3 separate regions of the Homo sapiens genome follow, and regions 2 and 3 are each linked to region 1. A link is a contact called in ENCODE Hi-C data. All regions are on one chromosome and are shown on one strand. The core of a region is the stretch at or near the end of the contact, and the rest is flanking DNA. Distances in the headings are between cores, read along the strand shown. Region 1 overlaps LOC107984543 (a long non-coding RNA gene). Region 2 has its middle 86 kb from the start of LINC02397. Region 3 holds the start of LINC02397 (long intergenic non-protein coding RNA 2397).

What was found. A loop is a pair of places that touch in the nucleus more often than their neighbours do. Pooled maps may share reads with other maps.
Region 2: a map with no recorded cell type shows a loop between it and region 1 (9-fold over the local background). The contact joins two enhancer-like sites. A Hi-C loop is called at or near these places in 2 of 37 single-sample maps with no recorded cell type and 3 of 50 pooled maps.
Region 3: a map with no recorded cell type shows a loop between it and region 1 (7-fold over the local background). The contact joins the promoter of LINC02397 here to the enhancer-like site in region 1. A Hi-C loop is called at or near these places in 3 of 37 single-sample maps with no recorded cell type and 1 of 50 pooled maps.

The regions. Positions count from the first base shown.
Region 1 is chr12:89,754,936-89,758,976 of GRCh38, reverse strand. The region is part of intron 2 of LOC107984543 (a long non-coding RNA gene); the gene reads right to left. Among named protein-coding and RNA genes, the nearest start is that of ATP2B1-AS1, 48 kb to the right of the region's middle. Within about 2 kb of position 2,121, at least 7 of the 41 ENCODE cell types and tissues checked have a DNase peak (open chromatin) inside an H3K27ac peak, as active enhancers do.
Region 2 is chr12:92,550,284-92,554,324 of GRCh38, reverse strand. No RefSeq gene overlaps it. Among named protein-coding and RNA genes, the nearest start is that of LINC02397, 86 kb to the right of the region's middle. RefSeq lists enhancers at 685-874, 2,004-2,443. Within about 2 kb of position 2,249, at least 19 of the 41 ENCODE cell types and tissues checked have a DNase peak (open chromatin) inside an H3K27ac peak, as active enhancers do.
Region 3 is chr12:92,465,429-92,467,928 of GRCh38, reverse strand. It overlaps LINC02397 (long intergenic non-protein coding RNA 2397), which reads right to left and starts at 1,250. Exons shown (of 2, transcript NR_144532.1): 1 at 927-1,250. RefSeq lists enhancers at 66-125, 906-995, 1,196-1,345, 1,102-1,609 and a silencer at 1,322-1,616.

The sequences.
Region 1 (4,041 bases), core at 872-3,371:
AGGAGTTCGAGACCAGCCTGGCCAACATGGTGAAATCCCATCTCTACTAAAAATACAAAAAATTAGCTGGGTGTGGTGACGGGCATCTGTAATCCTAGCTACTTGGGAGGCTGAGGCAGGAGAATCTCTTGAACCCAGGAGGCAGAGGTTGCAGTGAGCCAAGATTGTGCCACTGCACTCCAGCCCGGGTAACAGTACGAGGCTTCATCTTGAAAATATATATATATATATATATACACACACACACACATATTCATATATACACACACATACATACGTATTTCTATATACATATATACATATATACGTATTTATATATACATATATATACATATATATATACACATATACGTATTTATATATACATATATATACATATATATATACACACACACACACACACACATAGTGTTTTATCCAGTCCACCACTGATGGGCACCTAGGTTGATTCTATGACTTTGCTATTATAAATAGTGCTATGATAAACATACAACTCCATGTGTATTTTTGGTAGAACAATTTATTTTCTTTTGGATATATACCCAGTAATAGGATTGCTGGGTCAAGTGGTAGTTCTTTTTTAAGTTCTTTGAGAAATCTCCAAACTCCTTTCTACAGTGGCTGAACTAATTTACATTCCCACCAACAGTGTATAAGTGTTCTCTTTTCTCTGCAGCCTCACTGGCATCTATTGTTTTTTGACTTTTTAATAATAGCCATTCTGACTAGTGTGAGATGATATCTCATTGTGGTTTTGGTTTACATTTCTTCTGATTAATGATGTGGAGCACTTTTTCATGTTTGTTGACCAATTGTGTGTCTTCTTTTGGGAAGCGTCCATTCTGTCTTTTGACCCCTTTTTAATGTGGTTATTTGTTTTTGGCTTACTGAGTTATTTAAATTTCTTATAGATACTAGATATTAGACCTTTGTTGGATGCAGAGTTTGCAAATATTTTCTCTCATTCTGTGAGTTGTCTGTTTACTCTGTTTATAGTTTTTATTTTGTTTTTGTTTTGCTGTACAGAAACTCTTTAGTTTAATTAGGTCTCATTTGTCCATTTTTGTTTATGCTGCAATTGCTTAATCATAAATTTTTTCCCAAGGTCAGTGGCCAGAATAGTGTTTCCTATGTTTTCTTCTAGGATTCTAATAGTTTGAGGTCTTACATTTAAAGCTTTAATCAACCTTGAATTAATTTTTGTATATGGTGAAAGGTAGGTATCCAGTTTTATTCCTTTGCATATTGCTAGCTAGCTATCCCAGCACCATTTATTGAATAGGAAGTCCTTTCCTCATTGCTTATTTTGGACAGTTTTGTCCAAGATCAGATGGTTGTAGGTGTGTGACTTTATTTATGGGTTCTCTAGAATGCTCTTATTCTTAAGGGATGCAGGTTAAACATACTTGGATGTGACAGAATTCCTGCAATTTACTTTTTAAAAAGTCACTAAAAAACTCCCGTGTGTGTTTGTGTGTATGTGTATGTGTGTGTTTGTAAGGACATAAATCAAATGTGGCACAATAATCAGTTAGTGAAATAGGTTAAAAGTATGCTGTGTTCATTGTACTGTACTATTCTAACATTTTTGTAAGTTTTTAAATGATCAGTGAAAGTTGGGTGGCAGGGAATATTGAGAAATTGTTGGCATTGAAGTCAGAGAACCTGGAAGTTGAATTCATGTTTTTATCTTGGGCAAGCCACTCCCGACTTCCGAGTATGAAAGGGATAACCTCACTGACCTATTCCTTAAGACTGCTGTGAGGATAACAATCTAGGCCCAGGGGTATTTGTAAACTAAAAATCACTGCAGGGTTCTCAATCTGGAGTCCAAGGACAGAAGACAGATTCCATGAACTTGGATGGGAATCTCACTACCCTCTAACTGCAATTTAACATTTCCTTCAATTACACACATTAGCATAAGTTAACATGTCATCTATTTGTTCATAGTAACAGCTCAATATTGTTAGCTGTTATGATTACAGTTAATTTTCTTAAGTTGCACAAGTGACAGTCATGAAAAACATGAGTCAGCAACAGAGCTCTTACAATCTTACATCCTCTTTTTTCTTCCACATCTAAAGGACACGCCTACTCTGAGCCAATACTATGTGAAAGATACTATACCGTTGACTCATATTTTCCATGGCCCTCACTTGTGCAACTTAAAAAACCAAATTGTAATAACAGAGTTTACTCAATGTGTTCAAAACTGAACTCCTGATCTTCCCCCTAAAAAAACTGCTCACTCAAAGCCTCTCCCATGATGTCATTCCAACAGTCCAGGTGCTCAAGTCAAAAACTTTAGAGTCATCCTTGACTTTTCTTTTTTCCACCCTACCTCTAATCCTTTAGGAAATTCTGTTGGCGCTACCTTTAAAATATGTAAAAATCTGACCATTTCCCACCACGAATACTGCTACTGCTCTAGTCCAAGCCACCACCATCTTTCACCCAAAGACTAATACAACAGCCTCCTAAGCAGGTACCCTGCTTCTTCACTTGAGTCTATTCTCTCTGTAAATAATTATCCTTTTAAAATATGTCACATCATCCGTTCTCCTTTTTAAAACTTTGCAATGGTTCCCATTTCTCTCAGAGTAGAAACCAAAGTCCTTCCAACGATCTCAAGAACCCATATGATCTGACTTCCCTTTACCACTGTAACCTCAACTCCTACCTATCTCTCTCTGCCCCCACCCTGTCCCAGCCACACTGGCCTCCTTGACATCCCTAGAACGTGCCAGGCATGCTCCTACCTAAGGATTTTTGCACTGGATGTTCTCACTGCTTTGGAACCCAGATATTTATGTAGCTAATTCCATCATCTCCATGTCTTTGATCAAAGAGTAAGAGGCCTACTCTGACAATTCTTTTTAAAACAGCAACTAACCTAGAGATGCCTAATCCCCCTACCTTTCCTCTAGCACTTATGACCTTCTAATGTATAAATAATATAATATGTAGTGTCTATTGCCCCGTGCTAGATTATGAGCTCCATAGAGGGCAAAGGTCTTTTTTTGTTTCCTCATGTTTTTTTAAATTATTTATTCATTTATCTATTTTGTTATTGTTTTGTTTTCAATTTTTATTGTGCTTAAATATACATAATATAAGATATACTATCTTAACTATTTTTAATGTACAGTTCAATGGTATTAAGAACAGTTATGGCTGGGTGCGGTGGCTCATGCCTGTAATCCTAGCACTTTGGGAGGCCGAGGTAGGAGGATCACTTGAGGTCAGGAGATTGAAACCAGCCTGCTAACATGGTGAAACCCCATCTCTACTAAAAATACAAAAAAAAAAAAAAAAAGAGCCAGGTGTGGTGGCAGGTGCCTGTAATCACAGCTACTCAGGAGGCTAGGGTACAAGAATCGCTTGAACCCAGGAGGCAGAGGTTGCAGTGAGCCGAGATCGAGATCACGCCACTGCACTCCAGCCTGGGCAACAGAGTGAGACTCCATCTCAAAAACAAAACAAACAAAAAAAAGCCAACAGTTATATTGTTGTGCAACCACCATCACCATCCATCTCCAGAACTCTTTATCTTATAAAACTGAAACTCTAGAGTCATTAACAAATAACTCCCCATTGCCATTCACTCATATTTTATTATTATAGCACCTAGAAGTGTTTATTACATAGGTGCTTAACAAATTTTTGATGACTAAATGAATGAATGCCTCTTGTAAAACTTCAAATATCATCTCCTTAGGGAAAAATCCCAAATTTATAATATAAGTACATAGATTTTATCCCAGATTCTCTGTTTTATATAAATTATTCCCATCTCTATACTGTTTGAAGCATTAGCTATGCCTCTTGCACATGTGTAATCTCCGGTATCATTAACATGTAATCTTAGACGTAGCAAATGTTTACTATTAGACACTGAGGACCACTAGAGAGGGAGGGGGATAAATTTTGAAAAACTAACTATTGGGAACTATGTACAGTACCTAGATGATGGGATCAATCATACCTCAAACCTCAGCATCATGCAATATACCCATGTAATAAACCTGCGCATAAACA
Region 2 (4,041 bases), core at 1,000-3,499, 2.8 Mb before region 1:
ACTTTCTGCTTGAAGTTTTCAAATGATCCAGATGACCATGTGAGACAGAAATCCTCTCTTTAAGGAGCATTTTAGGAAGACAATAGGACTTAATGTCAGAGCCTGGGAGTTGAGTCTTGTCACCATTATACTTATTGTGTGGGTTTTAGCAAGTCACAGAAGTCATCCTACAGGACGGTGAAGAGCCGATGAATCTGGTGTTTGGTGATTGCCAGGCACTTTGACAATAGTGATTATTGATCATTGTTCTGATTATCATCGTTTTTACTCTCCTGGTAGATTTATTCTTTGGGGGAACTTGTTTTCCCCAACAGACTTACTTATTTGAGGTTTTTGTACCATTCTTATTTTGGAGGAGAATGTTCTAGTTACTGAATTCAATATAACAAACATTTAAATTTTAAAATAAAGAAGATTACGTATTAGAAGGGGTTAACAAGATAGGTTGGTATTAACTTAATCTCACATAAATTGAGGAAAGAAGCAGGAAGAAAGTGCATGCCATGAGTTAACAAAGACTATGTAGCATGAATTCTGTCAGGGAGAACCATGGAAAAGACTCCGTGGGGAAGTGGTGGCAGAGAAAAGAGCTCTGTTACCTGCACAGGGGTGAGACAGGCTGGAAAGGCCCTGGCCAGGAAGTAGACCGACCTCCTGTGAAGGGGCAGGCACAGGACACGTAGGGGTCAGGCAGGAAGTCCAGACCAGCACGTACAATATGCCTCTGGTAAGTGTGGCAGTGGCCAGCATGGGATTTTCCAGCATAGCTGTCAGCATCAGAGACCGAGAGCAGAAGGAAGGGCAAGTTTCCACAAGCCCAGTGACAGGAGCACGGGAGTGAGTGATAATAACAGCTTCTGGCAGCCAGGCAGTAGCTAATCAGGACCAGAAAATCTGGCATGAGTAGCAGGGTCTCAGAAAGCTCCCCCACCACTATCTTCTACCCCTACACACACACACACACACACACACACACACACACACACACACGTCTCCACTCTCTCTTCTGTTATAACTATTTATTGAGCAAAGGCTCTAAAATCAGAATGCCTGTTTGAGTTCTGGTTCCACCATGGAATGGCTGTGTGTCCTTGGAAGAGTTCCTCAAACCCTCTGTAGCATGGGTCTGCTGACTATGTAGGGCTCTCCAGCATCGCCGTGTTGTGAACGGGAGGGGTAATCATGTGTAGGAGTTGTGTGCCAGAGTCTGGCCCATAATACATGCTCAACAAATAGGTTGAACAGGAATGAAACTAAGAGATCAGTCTTAGAGCCAAATCTGGGCTCACACATGAGAATCAAGATGGCTCTCACAACAGAGATGTAACGTGGAGCAATGGCAAGCCTTGGCTAGTCGTGGATCTCAGAGGGTGGAGTTGGTTACCTTGACATCTCTTTTGTCTGAATTGGGGTTCATTCTATAGATTGGCATAGGGTTGGGCTTCAGATGAGGGTCAAGGAGAGGGATGCAGCATCTAGAGGCCTGGCAGGTACACAGTCCCATAGCGGGTAGGAGTGCAACAGAACAGCATTCTGGGGTGGTGGCAGGGGCTGCAACAGGGTAAAAAACACATAGGCAGGCTGGAAAGTCAGATGATAAAGGCTGAGGAGTGAGTGGGTCACTAGAAGGTAAAAACAGCCATCCAATCATCTCCAAGAAGTCCTGAGGTCAAATTCCAGAGAGTTGGAGGTTGGCCAAAAAGATAAGCAGGATTGAGTGAGGACTCTTGGGAAGCAGGCAGACTTGAGTAGGCTGTTGGTTTAGAAATAGATGGTGGTAGTGAGGGAGAAATTAAATAAACAAGCATGATTTGTGGTACAAGTTACAGAAGAGAAAGGAAGACAGGGATCAAGTGCTGGTGTGGAGTTATTTATGGAATGAAGGAATAATGATTCTTTGATCACATTAGTAGTTAATGTTTGAGTATAGATAGGTGGAGGAAGGTTGCAGGAGGGAGGAAGTGTTCCTCTCCCAAAAAGGGAGGGTGAAGATCTAGAGAAATAAAGAGGTAGAAAAGGGAGAAATGAGGAAGGCTTTCTCTGATGGCCTCATTCTCAGTGAAGAATGACACAAAGTCATTCTGGAGGGGGCAGGGGAGGTGCAAGGTGGAGGCCTGAGGAAAAGGTGTCAGATAGTGACTGTGGGGAATTTTTGAGGGAGCTAACTGGAGATGAATCATTCCATGGTCATGATTTCTGCATATCTGGAATGCACCTACTCCAGGCTCAGGCTCAAATGGAAACTGAAAATTGCCCCAACTAATGGCCTGACATAGCAAAACCAAGCTCATCCTCCCCCACTCCAGCTCAGACAAATCACATGCATTGCTTGTCCCCATTTCCTGCCATAAGCTGTCCCCTTAACACTATTCTGTTGGTCTCACTCCCACTTCACCCTAGACAGGGCTCTCAGAGATTGCCCAGGCAACCTGGAGTCCTGTGATCTTTTCTTAGTCACTTTTCTGGCCATCTTTGGGGAATAAACAACAACACTTCTTTTTGAAATGTTCTTCTTCCTTACCCTCTCTCCCTACATTTTGTGTGACAGATTCCTTCTCATTTTGCAGGTCTCATTTTAAAACTCACCAACCCGGGCTTTCATGAGACCCTGACAGAAGGTTCATTCCTGTCCTATGTTCTCACAGCATTCACTCCATCTACCCCTCTGATATGTACACAGGAAGAAAGGGGCAATTGCTTTGCTCATTTTCTGGGTCCCAACTGTCAAGTAAGCTCCCTGAAGCCAAAATCTGCCCCAGAGGGTAGCACACAGTAGGTGCTCCATATATATTCGTAGAATGAATGAATGGGCAAATAAATGAATTAATTACCATTCATTACCCTTGTTCTTTTCCATATCTCTTACTGCTGTGTATCCTTCACTGGTGTCTCTTCTTCCTCCTATGGTGAAATGTGCTACCTCAGCCTTTTCCACACAGGAGTTAAGGCCTCCATAGTAGACCTGGCTTCCCAGACCTAGAAGACTGGGACCGTCTTCTCTCCATCTGAAAAAGGCAACCGAACACAGCTTCACATTAAACATCCAAGTACAACCTTCATGCTGGTCAGTTCTATTTCTTCATGGGCTCTCTTTTCTTTGGGCCCCTTTGGTGTCCTTGGTTGTCCTATGTAATCATGCCATCCAATTTAATTCTTCCTTTTTCTGGCTGACCCATTTTAAGAACCTTCCTTCACTGATGTATGCATTATCTTTTCATGAATGGTTATTCTGACGGACGAAAAAAAATTCTTATAATTTCAAATTAGTTCCTGGAATAAACTCTCCAGTTTCCTGACAAATACAAATATGGGGCATAATAATGTCTAGAAAAAGGACCTTATCCAGAGGCCAGCTCTGAAAATTGCAATCATGAAACCCAAGGCAGGAAACAATCTTAGTTGTATTTGTCAAAGTGATGAGCACTAGGTATCAGTGAAGTGGGTGGGTCATATCCCAGAGAATGGTCACTGCTCATGAGTCAGGTGGTTGCTTTCTGGAACTCTTTCCCCCAGCCTCTCAGTAAGTGGATAAAAAAGCTTCCTAGAGAAACATCTGCTTAATAGTGTGAACTGTGGAGCCAACTGCATGGATTCAAATCCCAACATCACCCCTTACTAGTGGAGTGAGTGGAGTGACCTCAGTTAAGGCATTTGATCTCTCTGTAGCTTAGTTTTCTTGTCTGTGAACTGGTGGTAATAATCATACTTAAGTAATAGGGTGGTTGTGGATCTTAATGATTTAGGATATAAAGCATGTAGACATGTCCCTGGCAGATTGTAAGTGCTACCATAATTGATCTATTAGTTATGGAGGCAGAGTCCAGTCATAAAGCAGAGTACTGGCAAAAGTGAAATTGGGTACAAAGGCTCTGAGCTCCAGATAGTGTTGCACATGGGGCAGGAGACTGGGGCTCTGTGAAGAAGAGTGTCTGAAATTGACACACCCAGAGCTAATTGTCTGGAGTACAGGGTCAAGGCCCTGAACATATGTATATTCTTAGAGCTAAGGTTCCCACTAATCTTTGCATGCATTCCCTGTGT
Region 3 (2,500 bases), core at 1-2,500, 2.7 Mb before region 1:
AGACATTTCAAATTTTAAATTCTTCTCCCAACTCCTATACCTGGCTCTTTAATGTTATAAAAATCAGAGGATTCCACTAGGGGGGATAAATGTTTTGAAGAAGTAATCCATTGATCACTTCCTCTCACTCGACATGTTTAACTAGATGGAATCAATACTTCTTAGCCTAGCAATGGGTTTGTAAAAAAAAAAAAAAAAACGGTAACACAATTGGATGTTGTAAGGCAACTTAGGATAAAAGGATCCTGTAGACAAATTCCTCCTTATCCCTTACCCCACCTGTGAGCACCTTTGATTAAAAGTCAGATCTGTATGGATATATTAAGTCACCAAATTCATGGAGGTTAGGGCACAAATCTTTTTTTTTCATTTTTCAGTGCATTTACTTGTCATCCAACACCTGCCCTAATGACACACACAGAAACAAAGAATCTTGAGTTTTAAACTGAGCACAAGAAATTGAAAATATAACTATGTAAAACATCAAAAGTCCCACCCACTTTTTAAAAGAACTTGCTTAATTCAAGCATATTTAAGAAATAGTGCCCCTGTCTAACACATTTCTATTACATTAGCACAGTGCCTACTTGCAGGTTTTATTTCTTGCAGTTCAATGAGTACAGTATTTCAACTGGAGAACTCGAAACAGACACAAAGGCTTTTTTTTTTTTTTTTTTTAGTTAACCCTTCAGAGAAAACATGCAGGGACAATCACCACTTCTTCATTTTCACTGTCACCTGGATTCACAACCATGCAGCCAAAGACAGTTTCAGATGGGCAGATGGCCCTAGTGGTTAATAGAGATGAGAGAGGGAAAAGAAATAAATGAATGCTCTGTTTTCTGTGTAAGCAAATAAAAAGGCAGAGGAAACAAAAGGAATGAACCAGCCAATGGGGTTGAATCATCGAGTCCCTCTAAACATACCTTGACTTTCCCATGCAGGGATCTACTTCCCCGATAGCCAGTTCAGCGTGGATACTCATGCCGATGAGCCTAAGAATGTTTGCCTGTCAGAGATAAACACTGCATTTCTGCCTGCTGCACACAGAGTTGCTGGAACCTGACAATGCCGTGTGCGAGTAATAAGCCATCATGAAATGGTGAAAGAGTCAGGGCTCTTGAATTACGCTTGCTTTATATGGGTTGAATTGCACATCTAGGGCAATGTTTGGCCAAGTGAACAGGGCATGCAAAGACCTTGCTTCCTCTCTGTGCTGTGGGGAACTGAGACTGTGCCGGGCCTGCAAACGCGGTGAGGAAAAATCCATTTGAATGCTTACTGCTGAATGGTGCTGGGCATTGTCAGCTTTTGTTTACTTCATCTTACATGTGAAGATCGCAGCTGTTCCTTTCAGTAAAAAGAAGTAGGAGAATGTAGCAACCAACCTCACATTTTCCCCTCCTCCAAATGTTTGTGGAGCCCAACAGCTGTCTTTGCAAATCCTGTCACTCAGGATTGGAATGGTTCTACATAATCAAGAATGGAGTGGTGAGGCTGAGATTGTTGGCTGGCTCGAGGTAGCAGGTGGGAATGAACTGTTCTCTTAATGGGCTCACTTGGTCTGTTCCTGCAGGGACTGACTCAAAAAAGAAAAAAGAAAGTTTAAAGGAGGCGATGAAGGAAAGTTGAACACATATGTCTTGTATTTCATACGTATAGATCTGAATGGCTGTGAAGCATGAATTCACTGGTTGTTAGAATTGTAAGGGATTTGAAAGGTCCTATTGTCTAGGAGTTTTCAAATTATTTTTAGCAGCAGAGGTTTTTTTTTTTTTCTTTCCTCAAATGAAGTCTTAGACTAGGGATATTGTGTGATAAATGAAAATACCTACATAGAATAAGCGGAAGCATCAATGGAAAACTGGGCTGGGTATAAGAAAAGCAACTTCAATAACAAATGAGCTCAGTTCTGGTAACAGGGCGGGAGTCATGAGGACTGAGGCAAATTGGATGTGCTTGGAGAGGACGAGTGCTCCTCCTTCTCAGCACAGCCACGCACGGCATAAGGATGTTTTGGTCAAGAAAGACTGCGTGTATGATAGTGGTCCCAGATTATAATACTGTATTTTTATTGTACTTTTTCGATGTTTAGATACAGAAATGCTGACCATCGCAATGCACAGGAATGCCCTAGGATGGCGGCCAAAGCCTTCCGTCTCCCACCCAGCCCATTTTCCTAACAAATGTGCGCATTTAACATTGTTTTTCATCCCCAAGAATGGGGTATCAATAGAATCTACAAGACCAAGACTTAAATGAAATGAATCAACAGTAACACAAACAGTAGCAATTTTCAATTAGAAATTTAAGGAAAGCTTCATAAAATGTTCATAGAATTCTGTCTCAATTCACCTAGCCCATTTCAACTGTAGCGTAGACGTCTGTTGTTAACAGCCTTAACATCTTTTTTGGGCTTTTTGCAAATATGAGTACAATTTACGTCATTTATTCCCACCCAATAGATTAAATGCCAGGAGTCTGGAATACAGAGAAAAAA